2 separate regions of the Homo sapiens genome follow, and region 2 is linked to region 1. A link is a loop called in an ENCODE intact Hi-C map of the cell type or tissue named here. Cell type or tissue: heart right ventricle. All regions are shown on one strand. Each heading gives the region's core, and the rest is flanking DNA. Links, peaks and the distances in the headings are about the cores only.

Region 1 (11,440 bases), core at 4,372-8,371:
TGGACTGTTTTCTTTCTCAAATCATTCTCTTTTCTTGGATTATATTTCACTAAACAATCATCATTTTCTTTCCACTTCTCAGGCCACTTTACTTGGCCTCTTTATGTTCCTGCATTTTTCCCCAGCATCCAAATATTAGAAATCCCCTAATCTTCATCCGGGGGTGGATTGGTTGTGCAGTTTCTCCTTAGATGATCTCATTCATTGCCATGCTATCAAATGGCATCTATATGTTGATGGCTTCCACATTTCAACCCAACCTTGGCCTCTCTTTTGAGCTCCCCATGTGTATAGCAACTCCTTACTGGATGTCACCAATTGGATGGCTCATAGGCATCTCAAAATTCAGGTGATCCAAATGGCATTCCCAGTATTCCTCTTCCCCAAAGCTGCCTCCATCAAACCTTATCTAGAAAAGCTACCACCAGTCAGCCATCTGCTCAGTTTGATTTCTCTCTCTCTGACAACCCAACTCTATCCATCTGAAACAGATGAAATACACACATGTTTCTTTTGGTGTGTGTGTTTGTGTGTGTGTGTGTGTGTTTCACATAAATCTAATTTTCCCTATCTCCACTGCTCTCACTCCACTGCAAGCTACCACGATCATCTCTCACCTAAACTACTGAAAATTTCTGAACCATTCTCCCTGTTTACATTCATAGCCTTTCTAATGCAATTATCCTATAATAATCAGAGTGATTTATTTTTATGATTATTATTTATTTTACCTTTGTAGAGATGGTATCTCACTATGTTGCCCAGGCCAAGCTTGAACTTCTGGCCTCAAGCGATCCTCCTGCCTTGGCCTCTCAAAGTGCTGGGATTACAGGCTTGAGCCACGGCACCCTGCCAAAGTGAGCTTTATAAATTGTTGTCTGTTTATTTTGTATTCCTTCTTATAATTCTTTGGTATTTTCTCCTTCATTTTGAATAATATTTTACCTATGTCCGTGGCTGCTATGGTTCTTACTTTCCTTTCCAAATTTATCTCGTACCTCTCTGTCCATGGCTCACTCTGCTACAGCAGCTCAGGCTTCTTTTAACATACTTGCTAAATTCTTTCCTAATTCAGGCTTTCTGCACATGCTATTCTTTTTGCTCTTTGCAAGAATGACTCCTTCTCAGCTGTCATGTGTATGTTTAAATGTCAACTCTTCACAGGGACGTCCCCTGACCATCATACCTCACAAATCTCCTCCCTGTATTTTTTTTTTATCCTTGTACCCTGTTTTATTCTTTCAACAATACATGAGAGCAGAGGACATGTCTGTTTTGTTCACCAAGGATCCACTCAGTGTCTAGCAGTGTCTGTCCCATATTAATCCCTCAATAAATATGTATTGAAGGAATAATTTTCTTTAAAAAAGAAAAAATGGGCCAGGCGCATTGGCTCAAACCTGCAATCCCAGGAGTCTGAGAGGCCGAGGTGGGTGGATCATTTGAACTCAGGAGTTTGAGACCAGCCTCGGCAACGTGGTGAAACTCCGTCTCCGTCTCTACCAAAAATACAAAAAATTAGCTGGGCATGGTGGTGGACACCTGTGGTCCCAGCTACTGTGGAGGCTGGGATGGGAGGACCACTTGAGCCCAGAAGGTGGAGGTTGCAGTGAGCAGAGATTTGGCACCTGCACTCCAGCCTGGGCGACAGAGGGAAACCTTGTCTCAAAAAAAAAAATGCATAAAAAAGGAAAAAGAAAGAAAGAATATGATGAATAAACCTTCATAACTAATGAAATAGCAACTTGTATTTATTTGTTTATTCATTTTAGAGACAGGGTCTTGCTTTATCACCCAGGCTGGAGTGAGCCATCATAGCTCATAGAAGTATGTAACTTCTAACTCCTAGGCTCAAGCGACCCTCCCACATCAGCATTCAGAGTAGCTCCATCTACAGGCATGTACCACCAACCCAGCTAACGTTTTTTAATTTTTTGTAGAGACAAGGTCTTGATATGTTGCCAAGCTGGTCTCGAATGCCTGCTTCAAGTGATCCTCCCTCCTTAGCCTCCTAAAGTGCTGTGCCCAGCCATGAAATAGCAACTTTTAAAGGTATGCTTGAAAAGGATAAATTTTCTTAATAAACTAGAAATGGCTCTCTTCCAGCCATACACAAAGCTCTATAGAATAAAATAACTTTCATGGTTCGTAGATACGTTAAACTAGAAACTCTTCTTCCTTTGTCTGGCCAGGAACTATCTGCCTATGATCTAGAGAATACATAGGTAATTTGAAGATACTATCTGTCCCTGAGATCACAGCAATTGTTCTCCAATGAGCATGAAAGTTTCTTCTTGAAAACATTTAATGTGTCAGTGCGAATAACATATTTAGTTAATTCTGAAACGAAATTATTGATTCAAAATCACCTGTGTAATGTGACAGGAGCAATCAATTGATGTAGAATTTAGTTTTCTAGGCATATATCTTGGCAATCAGCAGTTGCTTCTTTGGGACTGGCCCTTTGCCTGCAATTTGCAGTATCTGCCTCTGAGTGGAATGGTGTTCTGCTAATTTAGATAACTACAACAACAAAACAATTTAAATGCCCCACTGGTCTAATTGAACAGTTAGAAATTATAAGAGATGGATTTGAAAAATTTAAATGAAAAGAAACAAATTTGGTCCAAACAGTGAAAACTTCAGAATGAGTCAGAAAATTTAAAAGGAAAACAAGGTGGGAATACCTTGGAAAAAAACTTTAGTACATGTTGTAATCTGCATGATACCAGACTGATGGTTACTATATTTCCATCATTCCCTAGGTTGCACTATAGTTTTTTAGGCAAGCTGTAAAACTTGGTCTTTCTATGTTGTTTACCGGGAAAAGTGAGCTTGCATTAAGAATAGCATACTATATAAAACGTACCTAGAAAATGAAAGTAAAGGAGTGCAGAATCAAAGAAAGTATGATGCTGATGTTCCTGATCAAATCAATTAGAAGAAAAATATTATTCATTATATCAGCATTATACACATATTACATATCTAATAAATTGAGTAAAAATTTTTCACATTTAAAATAACTTTTTTTCGTATTGAAACAATGTGGGACCCTGAAATGAACAGATACAAAGACAGAATATTTTATTCTGAAGAAATTCTACCAAAACTAGAATTTGTAACTGTCAAAAACATTGAAAACCAAAGTGTTAAGAATATAATAGATTGGTGGGTTTTTACTAGAATCTGGACAGGGTTTGTTGTCTATAAAGAGGTGGGTGACAATGAACAGCATCAAAGATATTGGAGTGGGAGGTGAGAGGATTGCTTTGAGGCCAGGAGTTTGAGACCCACCTGGGCAACATAGTGAGACCCTGTCTCTAAAAATTAAAATTAAAAAAAATCACCTGGGCATGCTGGTGCATTCCAGCTTATCCAGAGGCTGAGGCGGGACAATCACTTGAGCCCACGAGCTCAAGGTTACAATGAGCTAGAGCTATGATCCCACCACTATACTCTAGCTTGGAAGACAGAGTTAGCCCCTGACTCTTAAAAAAAAAAAAAAAAGAGGAAGAAAAGAAAGAAAGAAAAAAATACTGGGGGAGCAGAAACCAAGGAACCAATGTGTGCATAGATCATATGAAGCATTTCAGATCCACAAAAGTAAAAAAAAAAAGTAAGTTTAAATGCAAATGACTGCCTGTCTTCTTCCACACTGAATGCACAATGAATGGCTTTACATTCCAGGACCTATTGTCTTTAATGGAACCCTCAGAGCTTTCCAGTATATTCCCTGGTACACCTTTACACAAATCATTTTCTTCCACCTACTTTTTGAGTATGGCTGTACCTGTTCTCTGTTCTCAAACTTTTCCTTCTGTCTGACCATCCACCCTCTTCCTATTGTTTAACCAAATCAAGCCCATCTTTTGTGACCCAAAGGGTAGCTCACACTCTTTTTCAAACTTTTTCTGACCATTCCATTTAGAAGTAAAATCTTTCTCTTTCTAGTTCCTATGAGATAGTTATGTGTACAATACAATTTACATTTAATCACACCCTGCTTTTGATGTGTCTTCTACTATTATCTTGAGCTCTTATTTTGGTTTTGAATTATTATATTCATTCACTTTTCACAAATTTATGTTTACATGTTAAAATTGTATTGTAAGTCTCAATGGCAAGGTCCATGACTCATATTTATTATGTAATTTTCACAACATTCAGTACAGTTTTGCAAATATACCTTTACAACTGTGATTTTTCTTTTTTGAGGCTTATTGACCTGCTAAATTTCCTGAGCAGAAATCCTGTAGGTAGGGTTTTGCTTTGGATTATCGAAGCTCTCTTGCATCAAGTGAAGACAGATCAGATTTTTAAACAAATTTTAGATTTTGGTTTTTAAATGAATTATTCGTATGCCTCCACCTTTCCTCAAATTCTAGCATTGTAGTGTTTGCTCCAGGGAAAGCCAATTGCAGTGCTATAAGGAAGGGAAATGACTCTGGAGTTGAGAATGTACTAAGTGTCCTTGGCCTGGCTTGGAGATTGTTTACAGTTCTCAATTCTCCTTTTCTCCTGTTGGTTTTTCTTTTTTCTTTTTCTTTTTTTTTTTTTGCTGTTTATTACTTTTCCTTATTGTTTATTTTTCCTGTTGTTTATTTTTTTACATTACCTGTTTATTTAGTGGTGTCACAAAGCTTGGAATGGAATTGACAGATTTTAGTTTTGCTCCTATTATACACTATGTGCTCCATAGACAGCAGTGAATTTAATGCTCACAACTCCTTGGTGAGATGCATTTTATTGTCCCACTTAATAAGATGAGAAACTTGGGACTTAGAGAGGGTTTTACCTAGGTTGTTGAAACTAAAACCGCGGTGATTGGTTTTTGTATTTTTGTTTTTAGGAGAACACAGAATTTGCTACACACTGAATACAAAAATGAAACCATCTAAGTCGGGATCCAGAGAGCTCCTTCTATTCCCTCTAGGTGCCCCAGGCCATCCCAACCTACCCTAGTAAAAACATTTCCCCAGTCCTGCAGTTTTAGGAATGAATGCATAAAAATAACAAAAGGTGGCAGTGGGTGAGGCTATATGATAGCTAAGAAGCCTGTGCGATGAGTCAAGGCTATTGTCATCTTGAAGCTAGGTGCGCTTGCCGTATTTTCTATCTCCTTTGGTTTTCATGGCCCCTACCATTGTCAGGTTCCTCTAGTTAGAATTTGTGTGAGCAGTCGAATTTGACAGGTGATGATCATCTGGGTTACAGAAAGGAAGCACGTCAAAGGGTTTGCTATAATGACAAGAAATTACAGAGCCGCAATATTCAGTGTGATGCAGCACAAAATCCTCTCCCTGAGAGCTGAAACTGTGTATCAAGCCAAAGCAGTGTTGGTCTGTATGGAGCGGTCACCGGCTACCTTTAGTGATAACGTTGCTAGGATATGAAACTCCAAATGCACTGTTAGTGTGAAAATGGGATTTTTATATTTGAAAAAAAAAAAGAGGTTGGGGGAGAAAGGAAGAATAAGGAAAAAAGAAAGAAAAGAAAAGTCAGGAAAACAGTCAGTCCCTGGTGCTTTTCCTGGGCATTAGAGGCACAGGGATGACATCACCAGCAGCCTATCAGGGCTCTCCAGCTTTGTTCAGGTTCTGAAGCCATGTCATCATCGCCGCTGTAGCCCAGAAATGAAAATAGAACCATCTCTAAATATACAACAATGAGAGTCAAGCACTGCTTTAAAAGGATGAGAGAACCAAGAAAAACTCCTTAAATCCTTAAATCATAGAGTCTTCCTTTCATAAAGAAACTAGAATTTGCCTTCTGGAGCCACTAACCCCAGTATTTATTTTAGTCTGCTTGAGACTTTACAAACTGGCAGTTAAAGCTAATTAAAACATGACTGACACCACCATCATTCCAGTTTGCTCCTGGATGTGGGACAGAGGCAGGTAGACTCTTCCCTAACAGGCAGCAGCAGGATTATGGCCACAGTGTCAAAGGGACAGTTTATTTGGTTTGGATATGGGGACATAGGACTCCCCAGAAAGGTGGGCAAGTGGCTGTTATTGTTAGTAGGTTTCACTTAGCTAAAAGCACAGTTTACAGTTGCTGAAGTTTGATTGATCTGTTGATAAACACTAATGTTTTCCAGTTGACAATTTCTCCATGTTAATTTCTTTAACGCTGGCAGACCTGCCTGGAAGGGACCTATAAATAGTATCAGTGTCATCATCCTTTTTAAGTTAATAATGAGCCATCGTGTTTCAAGGGGCTGGGATTTGGGGACAGGTTGTGCTTGACTGCAGTTTCTGACACTGATACGTTAGCATTTGGAACTTGGTTGAGATGAGAACATGTTTCTTAAAAAATTACAGCAGTGGCCAAATGCATCCATAATAAAAGAGAGCTGTTCATAATTAGTGACTAATTAAACTTTGGAGAGAGGAATAAAGTGCCAAGCACCTCCGTGAAGCATGTCCTTGATGCCGAGGCATTAGTACTGTCCCCACCTCAACTGCAGCTGCCCTTCGCTTTCTTTGCTCCCTCTCTCTACACATACCCTGTTATCACTGAGATAAATGAATGCCTGACTCTGGGAATCAGCTTCGGCCCAGACTGTTCTGTCTGCCAACTGGTGACAGGGGACCAGAGCAGACTTCTCCAATTAGCAGGTCCCCCCCATCAGGCAGCTGGATGCAGTGTGTGTATGTTTGTGGAAGCACATTGCAGCAGCTCAGCCTCTGATTGAGGTCTCCTGAACTGATGAATATGAGCCTAAAAGCAAGACAGACAAATGGGTAAAGTAGCACAACACCTTTTGAAGACATTCTCTCAGTCCAGCTCTCCCCCAACTTGAAGGTGGTTCAAATGAACACCAAAGGCATCATACAATAATGATGATAGTGATGACTGACATCACGCCATCAGGAATCCTAACTAGGTGCATAGCTTCTAAACGGGCATCAATATGAATGGGACACCTTCCCAAGCTGGGTTTGTTATAACAACTCAGGTATTTCTCTAATCTTGAGTTCTCACACTGCACAGAGATGACCTAAGACCAGGATTTTCCGGGCCAGGATTTTCTATTTAGATGCTTGTCCCTCTCATCATTCTATTTTCCTTCACTTTTATTACAATAACTAATTCCTCATTACATTTAACTATTTCCTTCAGGAGCTGCTTTTGGATTCCCAACTCATGACCGAATACATCACTATTCTGATATCAGAAGTTTCTATATGTATTTTCAAAAAAATAATTTAGTAAATATGTTTTCATGCAACGTAACACATTCAGAAAATCTTTCTCAGGTAGCCAGATTTTAAGAAATGCAACTTTAAGCATACCAGGGCTGATGGTCTGGTATGTTAACCCCAATATATGAGGTCTGACAACTTGGGAGCATAGAAATACAGAAAACAGCTAAAACATTTACTGTCCACTAAGGACATTTAGCTCAGCTGAACCAACAAACAAAAACAAAACAAAAAACAAACAAACAAAAAAACAGGCTTTCAGTTTCTCTGCTGGGTCTATCTATTTCTATTCTTTAGTAAGAGATCTTAGAAAAGAAAGACAACTTAGGACAAAAGGCAAAGCTGATAAATCATTTTTTTTTCTATAATAAGCTAATTGTCTATGACTCAAAGAGCATTATAGAAAATTTGACTTGGTACCTTTCTGCAAATCAACAACTTCCTGTACATAATTATTAGATGTAAACTGGCAACAAAGAAACAAATGTCTGATTTCAATAATCTTAGTTATATTTAGAAGCATTGCAACATATTTTTGAAAATTAAGGTCACTTATATGCTCACAGTTATAATGAGAAATGGTTTCATGAAACCGAAATTTGTTTCCTTATGTCAGAAGATAATTTGAGATATTTAAGGAATAAGTTCAAATTAGTAGATTCAAGCATCACGTAATAGAAGGCTTGATCAAAGTTGAGATATGATTATAAGACAATAGCAGTTTGGAAAAGGAGGGGAAGTTAAGGGGGAGCAATTGTGTTCATTTTCTTTGGGTGGATTCTAAGGTGGCTGTAAAGGCAACTCAACAATAAGAATTACCAGACTGGTGACAGAGTTACTGGAACACTTACATGTCCTCCCTCAGAAACTAGTGTAGAGGACATATACTCCAGTGAGCTTGTTTAAAGGAAAACCAGAAAGATTATCAGATAGCCACTGTTTATTCCTTTCACCCCACTACCAGGCAATCGACCAATGCAATCACTGGCAGCTAAGAGGCAGTGGAGGTGACTGAAGAAATTGTGGGAAAATAAAGAAAAGTCAAGTGGTTATATTTACTCAGTCCAAAAATTCTGTCGAATAACACAGTTTCATACAGGAATTCCATAAAATCCCAGAAAAGTTGGGGAAAAGAAAGGACATGTTGCCATAATTAGAGTGACAAAGAACAATGTGGAAAGTGAATGTTAGGCAAAGCATGTGACTGAGAATCCAGAGACATGGTGACTTACCAAAATCATATTTTGTGGGCTTTCTTGTGCTTATCTTCAAAATGAGAGATATTTAACTTGATAATCTCTTAGCATTGATGGCCTTGATATTGTATTATTTTGTGTTTTACTAAGTTGTGTGTATATCTTTGTGTCTACATGTACATGTATACACAGTTTTGTATATAACAATTTAAATTGCACCATATATACATACATATGCAAATATATAATATATAATGTATATTTTATGTGGGTATATATGCACATGTATGTATTATATATTTTATGTGGATATATATTAAAAATGCATGGCCAATCTGGTAGAATATTCTCTCTCTAAAATCTTAGTACAGCCACCCAGTCACAGCAGCTATCTACTTCTGTATTATTGTAGTATTAATATGTCTTAAGACAATCTCCAAAGGAAGGTCATACATTCAATTGCAGAATACATTTTACCACCCCCAAAGTCTTTCAAAATTTTATTCAGATATCTTTCCTCAGATGTGGAATAACTAAGGACAATTGTAAACGATTGAAACAAGCAAGGAAAAAATATGTTTTAGGTAGTTTTAGTCTATCACTGCAAATTCTGTGACTCAAAGTAACATTATTAGTGAAACAGAACTTAGGTGTTTTTTTGGTGAGGGGGGTTGTTCAGTAGTAATCTCTCTTGGCCTTGATTTAAGGAAGACTCCTCTTTTGCTCAACGAAATAGCAAAGAGTGTTATACAGAGGCTTTGATGTTTTCCACTGTCTTCCCTGAAGCACTCACCAGCAACTTTAAGTCAACAATCATCATACTCTTGGTACTGGAGATAGCAGATGAATTTTTTTCCCTAGTAGTTTAATTTTTGGATAAAAGGGGACAAGTTCCAGAAAATAAATGTCACTAGGGTCTTGAATTTTGTCTTGCTATACATGCTCTCTGTATGTAGGCTTTGATCATCATTCATTTAGGCTGTTTTTTTTCCACCAGGTTTTTGAAAAGATATGTCATGCATGCCTGAGCTAACAAACATATCTGTGTTTTCCAATATGTATACTGCTTGCTGTCCCAATGTTCTTTGCTCACTGTGTGCAATAGCCATCACACAGGCTACATTTCAGGGTGAGCAGAACATAAGGCCTCCAACATAGGCCTCCTTGTCCATGAGAGCAGGAATGTTCTGTTTCCTCCTTGCAGCAGGGATACAGTACACAGATCCTTCCTCACCTACTAAAGTCATTGCATAGTCATCTCATTCTCTTCCTGCCTAAAATACCCCTAACACATGAACCTTTTACTTCAGATGCTTACTGCTCTGTCCTACAGACCATTTATAAATTGACAATGGCAAACAGTGGCTCTTGATGCACATAATAAAACAATGATTATATCATCAAAGAATTACGCAGTTATAGTCATGTAACTGCCCTGATTGAAGTAGAAGCAGGGCGTAGCAGAGAGTTAGAACAGTTGTTCCATAAATGTTAAGTAACATACATATACATATATATGTATTAAACTGTTTTAAAATGAGAAAATACTTTCCAAGGAAGAATTGAAAAAGAGACAAAAAGAGAGTTTCTAAATAACACTTCATTGTTCAGAAATTCAGTCTCTTAGTCTGTTTCAACTTCAAGATCAAGGTACCAAAAGATGTGATGTCTAGTGAGGGCTCTTTGCTTCATAGGTGATGTCATTTTTCTGCATCCTCACATGACAAAAGGGATGAACAAGCTCTCCCAGGCCTCTTTTATGAGGGGACAAATCCCATTCATGAGAGCCAAAAGCACGTGACTCAATCACCTCCCAAAGGCCCCACCTCGTAACTACCATCACCTTTGGGATTAGGTTTCAACGTATGAATTTTGAGGGGCACAAACATTCAGACCACAGCATTCAGTACATCTCTTTTAACTCAAATCTTATAGTATTTTGGTATTTAACTCTAATCCGAATTAACCTGTCTGTGTTATTATCATTATAAATAGATATTTGTTAAGTATCTACTAGATAAGTTGTTTTTGGAAGTTACAAATATAGGCAAAACATACTTTGTTTACAAGTTTGAGTGGCATTCTATCGTGTAGCAAAGAAAAGGTCTCCAGAAATTTTACCTAAATTTAGAAAAAAGGTTCATGGTGAGTTCATTTATAGAATGATTGGCTAATTCCAATGCCTTGTTTCAGCTATTAAGTCCTCTACACAGACTTTAGTGATGTTCTAATGAATACTCTGCCAGGATTTCAGTGTAATGAGATTTATGTTAAAACCTTATAAGGAGAGTCCTACAAAGAAAGATCACTACCATTTGTTCTTATTCTGTGTCTAGAAGGACACAAAGAAAGAGGTCCCCTGATTTCTCATCTAGTAATTTTTCTGTGATTATGGCACATTGGCTTGTGTAGATACTGGTTATAAAACTCACCAAGTTTCAAGTGTCATCAGTGTATTATGGAAAATGGTTGGCTAGTAGACACTGTTGTGTGTTATTGCCTCTTCCATCCTATGAGTGGCATATATTTAGAGAGACACTGCCAGTGCCTCAAGGTAAACACAGTTTTAAAACACTTCACTCCAAAATACAAACTTCATGTTCCCTCAAGCTAAAGCCTTCCTGGAATATTCTATACTTTATTGATTTCTCTCTTTTCTGAGCTCCCAAAGGTCTTAAAGTCTGTATTGTCCCCATTAAGAATGCTTTCACATACCATCTTGTACTATTAACTAATTGTTTCAAGTGTGTTGGCCTTGTTCAATTTGATGATTCGTGCCTCTTGGGTACTAACCTTTTCCTCTTTTTACCATCCGCTACCACCAAAATTCTAGGAAAGTAATTGACAGAAATAGCCTTTTGAATTGTTGGTTAATTGAGCAACATACTGAAATCAACTAATTATTTCTTAAACTTGGGTTATGCTTCTGGTTTGGATTGAATTTCAATAAGAAAATGGTATAATAGTCAAGAATCAAGAATTTAAAGTGGTACCTCAGATGTTAGCTAGCTTCTAGACAGCCTATTTTCAAAG
Region 2 (11,440 bases), core at 4,403-8,402, 67 kb after region 1:
AAAATATTCACTGTTATCATCAACTTTGATTCTCTTCTTCCCTTTCTTTCTTCCATACCCCATGTTAGAGGTGTTACTTCTGGACTTATGAAGAGTTGTGTATAAAATTTTTTGAAAATTTTTTAGTGTTCTATTTTTATTTTCTATTTCTTTCTAGATTGATTTCCCTCTTTCTGTGGACATTCCTCTAATGTTCAAATATCTAGGATCTTCCATCCTAGATATTTTTTTTTTGAGAAAAAGTTCTTGCTTTAAGTTTATTGTCCATCTCTCTAAAAATAGTCATGTCACTTTGAAGTTCACACACAAAACCACATGGTTGACAAGAAATGCATGCCAGTTTCTGGAAAGAAATATAGTTATAATTAAGTATTAAGCAAGCCCCTTCTTTGTTGCTAATGGTCACATAGCAGTAGATACTGATCATTTGTATTTCCATTGTTTCTATAGATAGGATTTCTGACATTAAGATTATAAAACTGTTTAAGAATTGTTTTGCATTCCCAATGTTCCCATAGAAATAGTCTCTGACACTGGAATTATAAGACTTTTATTCACAGATCACTTACGATTTTCTTCAGACCCCAAATTCAGCAACCAGTTTGAATACCCTCACAGAGGAAGAGGATCAGCATGAAAATACAGTTTTTTTCATCTCCCTGTCCCATGACTTCATCCTGCACTCTTCAACCAATGACCTCCACACTTAGGCCAACTCCAAAACCATTAAAACCCTATCCCCAAATTCCTCTGGGAGATGGATTTGAGGTTTTCTCCCATCTCCTCCTTCAGTGACTGTATGATTAAACCTCTTTCTCTACTGCAACCCCCATCTCTATGTATTAACTTGCTGTGTGTATTGGGTAACAAACTTATTAGTTACATCATCACCAAATTGTTTATTGAAAATCACTCCAGAAACTCTGTAGCTAATTGCAATGAAAACTAAAAATGTTTATCAGTGATTAGTCAGTCTTGAAAAATGATGGATAGCAAAATCCATATTTATTATACAGTAATACATTTCTCTATTATACAGTAGGGAAAACAGGCCAAATACAAACCTTACTTGTAATCCTTTATCTGTGTTAAAAATCGATTTTCAAAAAAAGTAAAATCACAACTCTAGTGGAGCAAAAAATGGCTTCCTTCCACCCTCCTTGGTTCCTTGGCTGGGTTATGAATTCAATTGTCATAAGACATATTAACAGGAAAAAAAATTATATTTAATTATGTATCTATGCACACATAAAATTCTCACAAAATATGAGAGTTGAGGAGGGGTCAGATGATTGAAGTTTATGTAGCATCCTGAGCTACAGCAAACAGGAGGGGTTTGGAGCTTCTGAGGGTTGGTGGCCACACAAGTTATGGGAAGTGAAAGGAGAAATTGTATGGTGAATAACAGTTAACTTGTTATGCAGATAAAGCCTCTCAGGTAATAAATGTTTTGGAGCAGCCTTCTTTTTGAGACAGATACTTTACCAATGTAGATGTTCTTTATAGAAGTAAATTTCTTTTACAAATAGCTTTTCAGAGCTACTCCTATGTCTGCAAGTTTCTTAGAATAACCAGCTCAAAATATGCCAAACAAGTATATTTTAGGGTGACATATTCTGGTCTCCTAGTCATATTTCAGGGTGGTGTGTCCTGAGCAAAACATGACTCTCATATAAATATAAAATGTCTATAAAATGTTTTAGTAAATTAATTGATGAAAGTACCAGTCATGGTGTTGTTGGGGGTCAGAAAAATATAAGAATCTTGAGAATATTCTGGGAAAAGTATACCTTAAAAGTTAAAAAAATGTGTACTGTCTTACACACAGTGAGTAAATCACTTCATTCAACCTTGTATCAATGTAAGGTGTTGTAGTTTTTAAGACAGATTTAAAAGATTTTCTAATGTGTGTACACTGGAGTATGTTACTTTAGCAAGCTGAGGACTTTTAATTAATATAAATTGGAAGTCATTAGAAGCTGCTTCAGAGCCAGTAATTTTCTAAACTTCTCATGTTTCTCCCTGCCTCCAAGGGAGAAAGGGGGCTGTCTCTAGAATTTTATCTAACTAACTGAGGAGACATCTTTCAAAGGAAATGGAATTGTCTTAAACCTCCTTCCTAGGAATCTTATTAAATTACCAGGAAAGAGGCTGGGCGCGGTAGCTCACACTTGTAATCCCAGCACTTCGGGAGGCTGAGGTGGGTGGATCATGAGGTCAGGAGATCGAGACCATCCTGAACAACATGGTGAAACATCGTCTCTACTGAAAATACAAAAAAATTAGCTGGGTGTGGTGGCATGTGCCTGTAACACCAGCTACTCGGGAGGCTGAGGCAGGAGAATTGCTTGAATCTGGAAGTGGGAGGTTGCAGTGAATCGTGATCTCTCCACTGAACTCCCGCCTGGCGGCAGACCAAGACTCCATCCCAAAAATTAAAATAAAATAAATAAATAAATAAATAAATTGCCAGGAAAGATTAACTACCAGAAAAGAGGAGATTAAAGTTGTCGCCACACCCAGACAGACTTTTTATCTATTCTTCAGATGGCAGCTAAGAAGAATTACCTAAGATAACTTATCTGAATAATAAGACAACTTTCGCTTGCAATGCAGTTTTATCCTTCATCTTTCCATAAATTTTTGGCCTCATTCAGTTTCTAAACACATTCATTTACAAACTATTGTATGCCCCTTGGACCCATCAAACTGTCCTAAAAATTATTTACTAGCCCTAAAATTGGCCTACATACCCCCATCTTCCCCAACTCTATGAAAAGGAGGCTATTTAAGCTTCAGCCATCTGTTCCTTCGAGTCTCATATTTTGTATGACTCCTGTGCCTATGCACATTAAGAAATTTGCATGCCTTTTCTCCTGTTAATCTGTCTAATATCAGTTGATTTCAGCAGGCTAAAACTTTCAAAGGGAAATTCTCTTTGCCCCTAAAGTGTTAAAACTAAGTTAAAGAAACATCTGAAGAATAATTATACATAGATAATCAGGAATATTAAACAAAATTTTAAATAAATGTAAGACTGCTTATTGTCTTTTTTGTCAGAAGTAACAAAGACTCCTTGACTAACCTTTAGTCGGGGCCTTCTAATTTCTCTTCTCAACTAGGCTCTTAGTTGTTGCGCCTGTATCACCCAGTTTTAACAAGAATTCAAAGTCAGTTTAGAGGGAACCTCAGACCCTTGATATCTGATCATCCTAGCCAGCCTTCAACGAGAATTCTGTCAAATCTGCTTAGCCAGAATCCCACCTTACCTTTGATATTTCCTCTTAATAATATTGTTATCCACTGACCTCTACCCTACTTCTTGGCTAAAAATCTTCACTTGTCCATGATGCATTAGCAATTGAGTCCAGCTCTATGCTGAAGTCTCTTTCCTCTATTGTGATTGTTCCTGAATAAAATGTTTTGAATGTTTTATTATCCAGACCAGGTTTTCTTTGACAGAATTGAAAATCAATTGTGTTTCCCTCGGAAAAAAAATTATTTGCATTGTTATCAGTTCTGTACATTTTGCGGAATTATAAGATTAGTCAAAGATGATGAAAGTGGCAGACACCTATAGATACTAACAACCTTGAAAGGTTTGCTAGACTATTCCCTTCATTTCATTGAAAGGATATCTAGAAATTATTATGTGTATTTCAAATTATTTCCCATTTTACCTTTATATCAGATATTGAAATATCTGCCATAGTGAAAGCTTGGTAGTCATCTCTCCTTCTCACTACCATATGGTAGCTATTTCTTTCAAAGGCTCTGCTTCTCTTTTTCACCCTATTTGTTACTTCTAAAATTCATCTGAGAGACTGTAACACTTTACATTACAACAAGGTTGAATCAAGTAAATTATTCACCTTATGTGAAGGCATTAGCACATTTTGTTATTCTTTTAAGGCCCATTTTTCTGAGAATACTCTCAGGATTCTTACATTTTTTAGGCATTACTTCTTACCAAAGAAATAAAAGAAAAAAATCACAATTATTAATAAAAAATAATTACTATCTGTGGCAGGCAGGATAATAGTTCCCAAGATGTCCATTCTTAATCCCTCAAAACTGGAAATATGTTGGCTAAATGACATTTATGATCACAGACGGAATTAAGGTTGCTTATCAGCTGACTTTAAAATACTAAGCTTATCCTGGACTATCCATGTGAATCCAATGCAATCACAAGAGTTCTTAAAAATGGAAGACAGAAGCAGAAAAAGTGAGTCAGTTTGAGATGTGACTATAAGACAATGGCCAGAGAGATTCAATGTTACTAAATTTAAAGATGGAGGGAGAAGCCATGTCCAAAGTAATATGGGCAGCTCTAGAAAAGGCAAGAGAAGAAATTATTCCCTAAAACTTTAGAATAAAATGCAGCCTTATTGACAACTTAATTTTTTCCCAATGTGATCCACATAGGATATCAAAACTAAGATAACATATTTGAATTTTTCAGCTGCTAATATTTTGGAAATCTATTATATTGCTACAACCTGATGGTTTTTTTTTCTTTTCTTTTTGCCCACTGCATGAAAAAAGCCAATACACTGAGAGAGCAGAGTTACAGTAGAGAAATATATTAACTATTGCAAGGCAGCCAAACGAAAGGATGGGAAACATTTCTCAAAGCCACCTATGTAAAAGCTCAGAGCCTGAGGGTTTTTTTTTTTTTTTTTGAGATAGAGTCTTGCTCTGTCACCCAGGGTGGAGTGCAATGGTGAAATCTTGGCTCACTGCAACCTCCACCTCCTGGGTTCAAGCAGTTCTCCTGCCTCAGCCTTCCGAGTAGTTGGGATTACAGGTGCCCACCACCAAGCCTGGCTAATTTTTGTATTTTTAGTAGAGTCAGGGTTTTGCCATGTTGTTCAGGCTGGTCTCGAACTCCTGACCTCAGGTGATCCACCCGCCTTGGCTTCTCAAAGTGCTGGGATTACAGGTGTAAGCCACTGCACTCGAGCTGCCTAAAGTTTATTTTAAGGATAATTTGGTGGGCAAGTGCTAGGGAATGGGTGCTACTGATTGGTTGAGGATGAAATCATAGAAGTTTCCAAACTGTCTTCATTCACTGAGCTAATTTCTGGGCTGAAGTCTCAGGATCAGTAGTCAGCTTCTTGGTATGAGCCACAGGTTCTGCTGATATTAGCTAGTCCACCCAAATGCAAAAGTCTGAAAAATATCTCAAAGACCAATTTTAGGTTTTGACAATAATGATGACATCTATAGGAGAAATTGGTGAGTTTACAAATATTGACCTCTCGCTATAAGACTCTTAATAAGTAAGGGATTATAGAAAGGAAAGTTAGGAAACAGTGGCTGATTATTATTTAACTATGCCTACACTTTAGCCAAATTCAGGTCCTTGCCATAATCCTAAACTTGTGGTCTTTCATTAGTTTCACAAAGGCAATTTTGGTCCCAGAGCAAATAATACATTAGTTTGGGGAAGGGACTGTTATTATCTTAGTTTAAAAGTTAACAAAGGCAATTAGTTTGTGAGGTTAGAAGCAAGAAGGAGCCAGTTAGGTAAAATTTCTCTCACTGTTATAATTTTTTTTTTCTTTTTTGAGACAGAGTCTCCCTCTGTCACCCAGGCTGGAGTGCAATGGTGCAATCTCAGCTCACTGAAGCATCTGCCACCTGGGTTCAAGTGATTCTTGTGTCTCAGCCTCCTGAGTAGCTGGAATTACAGGCATATGCCACCATGATTGGCTAATTTTTGTATTTTTTGGTACAGACAGGGTTTCACCATATTGGCCACACTGGTCTCAAACTACTGGCCTTAAGTGACCTGCCTGCCTCAGCCTTTCAAAGTGCTGTATTACAGGTGTGAGCCATCATGCTTGGCCTTCACTGTTATAATTTTTGCAAAGGCAGTTTCAATATCAGTAACAGGAAAATAATATAGTATTCCACAGTTAGATAATCAAGCAATGGTAGCTAGAGATGATACACCCTCAGAATAATGCATCTAGTTTAAAAAAAGATAGCAAGAGTTATTAAGTTCCGTTATGATCTGTGTTCTCCAACTTGTCTAAAAGTATAAAATGTGAGAAAGAATCCAATAGCACTTGATGGACACTCAGGAGTATAATAATGTTTGAAAAGGTAAAATTATGTTCTTTTAGAGAAAACAGAATGAGCACAGTATCCAAGATATTATTTTAATCACTAATTAATATGGGAACAAGGAAGACTTGATATCCTGCTAGAATAACACCTGTTAATCCATGATATTTAGAGGCAAATTAGCAAATAAATGTTAGAATAATGTTGCTGAGTTAGATATAACCTGGTTAGTTTCCAATAAGCCATTAGTGATTTGGATCATCTCATCTACCAAAATGAAATTAATGCATCTCTTTCAAACAAAATTCTGCAATTTAACAAGTCACTTTACTAAATCTAGAATATTCAGTAAAGACTAAATAATATGATAAAGTATACTGTCCCTCTGACAGTCCTTTGGGGGTGCCTTTGCATCTGCATAAAAAAATGCCACAACAACTTTTGCTTTATTTCCAAGTTTAAGTTAATTGTTTCTAACAGGGGCAATAAAACATATTGTCAGTTGGAAAACATGGAATATCAGATAGCTATATTAAACTCAGGAATTAAAATAGAAAAAATAGAAACATAATAATCAAAAATATAGTAAATAGGAAAAAAATAGTCCTTTATGTAGTCACATAGCATAAGAAAAGGAAAAGATCTATTCTAAAAATGGAAAGAAAAGTTTAATGGCAAAAATATTTTTATTCTTAAAATAATATTTTATAATTTGTTCTATGTTTTCAAACATACAAAAAAACAGAATCTTTGGACAATGGTATAGTTAAGATAAAAACACACACGATATTCCCTTATCCATTTTTAATACATCGGGATATTGATAAAATATTTTAAATAGCTATAAAATATGCACAGTAAGTCTTGAAAGTAAAAATAGAAACAGCAGTGTCCCAAGGACAAAGAAGAATCCCATAGTGTTTAGTATAAATTGAAGTTAAACTGCCTACAGAGAAAGTGAAAATAAATGTCAGCCTTCAGGACTAGGGATTGTATGTTTTTGTGGGGATGATAGTCAACGTCACAGAGGTACTACATGGAAAAACTCTTTGCAAATTAATAAAGGAGCTGAAAATGTACTTCCTCTCTGTAAATTAGAAACTCATGATTCCTGCTTATCAGCCCAGAGACACAGTTTGAATAAAAATGTACACACCATGCCATAGATGAAAACCAAATCAATAATTGAAGAGTAGAATTCCAAGTCACAATTATATTTGTCTTGGAGGTGGGATGGCTGGTAGGGCTGAAACATAAACTGTAAACCTTAATACATTAATAAAAAAAATCCATGCTGAAATGGGTAAAACTTATAGTGTTCAGGCAGATGTAACTATGAGGTAGTAGTCTTACAGGAATATAGAAATGCCTCCTCAATCCAGAACAAACTTGGGTCTGTGGCCAATGATAATCTCTAATAGGACTAAGACTATAGAAAGAAACATAAAATTTGACAGACAGTAAAAGTCTATGAATAATGTAATGCCATTAACAGTTTATTAAACAGATAAATTCCCGTGGGACTAGAGACAATAGATCAATCTGAAAGGGACAATTATATACTTTTATTTAAAACATTCAAAGAAATAAAGTAGGAAAGGCAAACATAAAAATGTCAACAGATGTATAAAAATAATTACAGTGGAATCTTGGAAATGAGATTGGACCAAATGGACCAAACAGACATTTACACAACTCTCCACTCCAAAACAACAATATACACTTTTCTCATCTGCACATGGCCTATTCTCTAAAATCAACCATATATTTAGCCATAAAATAATCTTCAGCAAATTCGAAAACCTAAATTTGTACCAAACACACTCTTGGACCACAGCACAATAAAATTGAAATCAGTACTAGGAAAATAACTCACAACTATATAATTACATATAAATTAACCTCCTCCTGAATGACTTCCAGGTAAACAATGCAATTAAGGCAGGAATCAAGAAATTATTTTAAACTAATAAGAATAAAGATAGAACATACGAGAGTCTCTGGGACAGAGTTAAAGCAGTATTATGAGGAAAATTTATAGCACTAATTACCCACATCAAAAAGTTAGAAGTATCTCAAATTAACAACCTAACATCACACCTAGAGAAACTAGAGAAACAAGAATACACCAACCCTGAAGCTAGCGAAAGACAAGAAATAACCAAAATCAGGGCTGAACTGAAGGAAATTGAGACACAAAATAACATGGAAAATATCAATGAGTTCAGGAGTTGGTTTTTTGAAACAAGAAATAAGATTGATAGACCACTATCTATACTAACAAAAAAGAGAGAAGAATCAAATAAACACAATCTGAAATGATAAAGGGAACATTACTACAGATCTCACAGAAATACAAAAAACCTTCACAGACTACTATGAACACTTTTATTTATATAAACTAGGAAATCTAGAAGAAATGGATAAATTCCTGGAAACATACAACCTTCCAAGATTGAACCAGGAAGACACTGAATCCTTGAACAGACCAATAACAAGCTCCAAAATTGAATCAGTAATAAAATGTCTAGCAACCAGAAAAAGCCCAGGAACGATAGATTCACAGTGGAATTCTGCCAGATGCATAAAGAAGAGCTGGTACCATTCTTACTGAAGCTATTCCAGAAAAAAAATGCAGGTGGAGGAAGTCTTCCAACTCCTTCTATGAGGCTAGCATCATCCTGATATCAAACCTGGCAGAGACACAACAATGAAAGGAAACCTCAGGCCAATATCCTTGATGAACAGATATACAAAAATCCTCAACAAAATACTAGCAAACTGAATTCAGCAGCACATCAAAAAGCTAATCTACCATGATCAAGCAGGCTTTATTCCTGGAATGTAAGTTTGGTTCAACATGTACAAATCAATAAATGCTATTCACCATATAAACATAACTAAAAACAAAAATCACATGATCATATCAATAGATAAAGAAAAGGCTTTCAATAAAATTAAACTTCTTTCATGTTAAAAACCATCAACAAACTAGGCATTGAAAAAGCATACTTCAAAATAATGAGAGTCATCTATGACAAACCCACACCAACATCATACTGCATGGGGAACAGCTGGAAGCATTCCTTTTGGCAACTGAAACAAAGCAAGGATGCCCACTCTTACCACTTTCATTCAACATAGTAATGGAAGTCCTAGCCAGAGCAATCAGACAAGAGAAAGAAATGAAAAGCATCCAAATACAAAGAGAGGAAGTCTTTGCAGATCCGTTTGCAGATGATGTGATTCTATACCAAGAAAACCCCATAGTCTCTGCCCCAAAGCCTCCTGATCTGATAAGTAACTTCAGCAATGTTTTAGAATACAAAATTAATGTTCAATAATTAGTAGCATTTCTATAAACCAACAACATCCAAGCTGAAAGCCAAATCACAAACATAATCTCATTCACAATAGCCACAAAAAGAATAAAATAGTTCCTAACCAGGGAGGTGAAAGATCTCTAAAATGAGAATTAGACAACTCCACTCAAAAAAATCAGAGATGACACAAACCAGTGAGAAAACATTCTGTGCTCATTCATAGAAAGAATCAACATTGCTAAAATGTCCATACTACCCCAAGCAATTTACAGATTTAATGTAATTCCTATTTCCTTATGGCCACACTTCTTCCTCTTCCAGAAGATAGTTTATTTAATGAGACTATTTTGAAACATTCTCTATTTACTTTGAAACACTGCTTTTTAACCTGTAAAAATATAGTTATACATTGAAAGGAATTTGCAAAGAAATGTGTAGGGAGGTCCTGGGGACCCTTTCCCTCAGCCTCTTTCAGTATTAACATCTTATAGCAAAATACCTAAATCATGAAATAAGCATTGGTATAATTCACAGTGCTTATTTATATTTTACCAGTTATACATGAAATAATTTGTATGTTATTTGGTGTGTGTGTGTGTGTGTGTGTTTGTGTGCGTGTGTGTATGTGGCACCCATGTAGCAACCACTTTCCTTCTTCCCCTAGCCCTTGACAGCCGCTAATTTATTCTCTATATCTATAATTATTTCGTGAATGTTATATGAGTAGAATCAAACATTCAAACCCTTTGAAACTGGCTTTTTTTTCCCCTACTCAACCTAACTTCCTTGAGGCTCATTCAAGTTGTTGCACATATTTTTAACTTGCTCCTTTCCATTGCTGAGTAGTATTCCAGGGTATGAATTACCGCAGTTTGTTTAGAAACACGTGTCTTTTTAAATTATCATCATTCCTCCACATAACTTTTACTTAGGGCAGTGCTTTGAATCCAAAACCATTAAGCATGCAAGAAGTATTGGAAGATAAGAAAGAATTACTTGCCTACTGTGCTTTGGTGTGACCCTAAAGTAGCTATTATCTACAAAGTTTCAAATTACATAATTTTCCATCCTATATTTTAGAAAAGTGTGTTAATTTTAGAGCTGTGTATTCCAGAATATCTGATTTGATGTTGTTTGAATATAACAAAAATATCAAATTGATTGCTTTCTTCCTAGTTGATCAGCTAAATCCATTTGCTTGAATGACCAATCTAATTAAAGCCAAATAGTAAATATGATCTTTGCAGGTCATATGGTCTCTGTCATAACTACTCAACTAATCATTGCAGCGGGAAAGCAGTTATAGACAATGGCAAACAAATGTTCATAACCAGATTTGGCCTACGGGCCAAATAGTTATATATAGTTTGCTGACCCTGATATTAGACTATTGCATTGTGCACTGTTAACTGCAATAGAAAACAAAAAGTTATCTCACATAGTTTCCATATATTCTGACCTCCAGTCTAATGTCATAAATACAGAAATGTTTATGAAGTGAATAGGTATTGACTGTGATATTTGAGATATTATGTAAAATCTCATATCTTGTTACCATATTTACAATTTGTTTTTTATTTTTGCCTTTCATTATCTTATTATTTAATTGGGATGAAAAGCTATGACTCAATTAAAGAATAGTAAAAGGTCAAATGATAGTGCAGGTAACAAGGTTTATAAATATCCAAGGCAGGGAGAGGTCAGCTACAGTGAATAGACCAAGGGACACTGAAATGAAAACCATAGCTTTGAGCTGGTCCATGAAGGATAAATAACACCTGGAGTGGAAGAAAATATATAGCAGGCATTCTAGAAGAACTCTGGGTATAGCTGCGTATAAATATTGAAACAGTGCCCTGCACAAAGTTAGTGAACAAAATTGCGTGTTTTTGTTGTTATAGTATTAATACCATGAATATAATAATTATGGAAGAGTGCCATCCAGTGCATCTAGAGTTGTGTGTTTCACAGGATAGTTGCTACTCCTATAGAATATAAACCCATGCATTTGATTCTCATTTCTGGTTCCCAAAAGGTCTGCT

What was found. A loop is a pair of places that touch in the nucleus more often than their neighbours do. Peaks named below come from ENCODE experiments on the same cell type or tissue, not always from the same donor. Only the 100,000 strongest peaks of a DNase experiment are listed, where the experiment ranks them.
Region 2: it touches region 1 in a loop (5-fold over the local background); 2 of 110 quality-filtered maps call a loop at or near these places.

The regions. Positions count from the first base shown.
Region 1 is chr18:41,366,068-41,377,507 of GRCh38, reverse strand. No RefSeq gene overlaps it. Among named protein-coding and RNA genes, the nearest start is that of KC6, 150 kb to the left of the region's middle. In heart right ventricle, for the core only: no CTCF peak of the experiment used is centred there; DNase peaks (open chromatin) are centred at 5,587 and 6,579; H3K27ac peaks cover 740 bases.
Region 2 is chr18:41,299,496-41,310,935 of GRCh38, reverse strand. No RefSeq gene overlaps it. Among named protein-coding and RNA genes, the nearest start is that of KC6, 220 kb to the left of the region's middle. In heart right ventricle, for the core only: no CTCF peak of the experiment used is centred there; no DNase peak of the experiment used is centred there.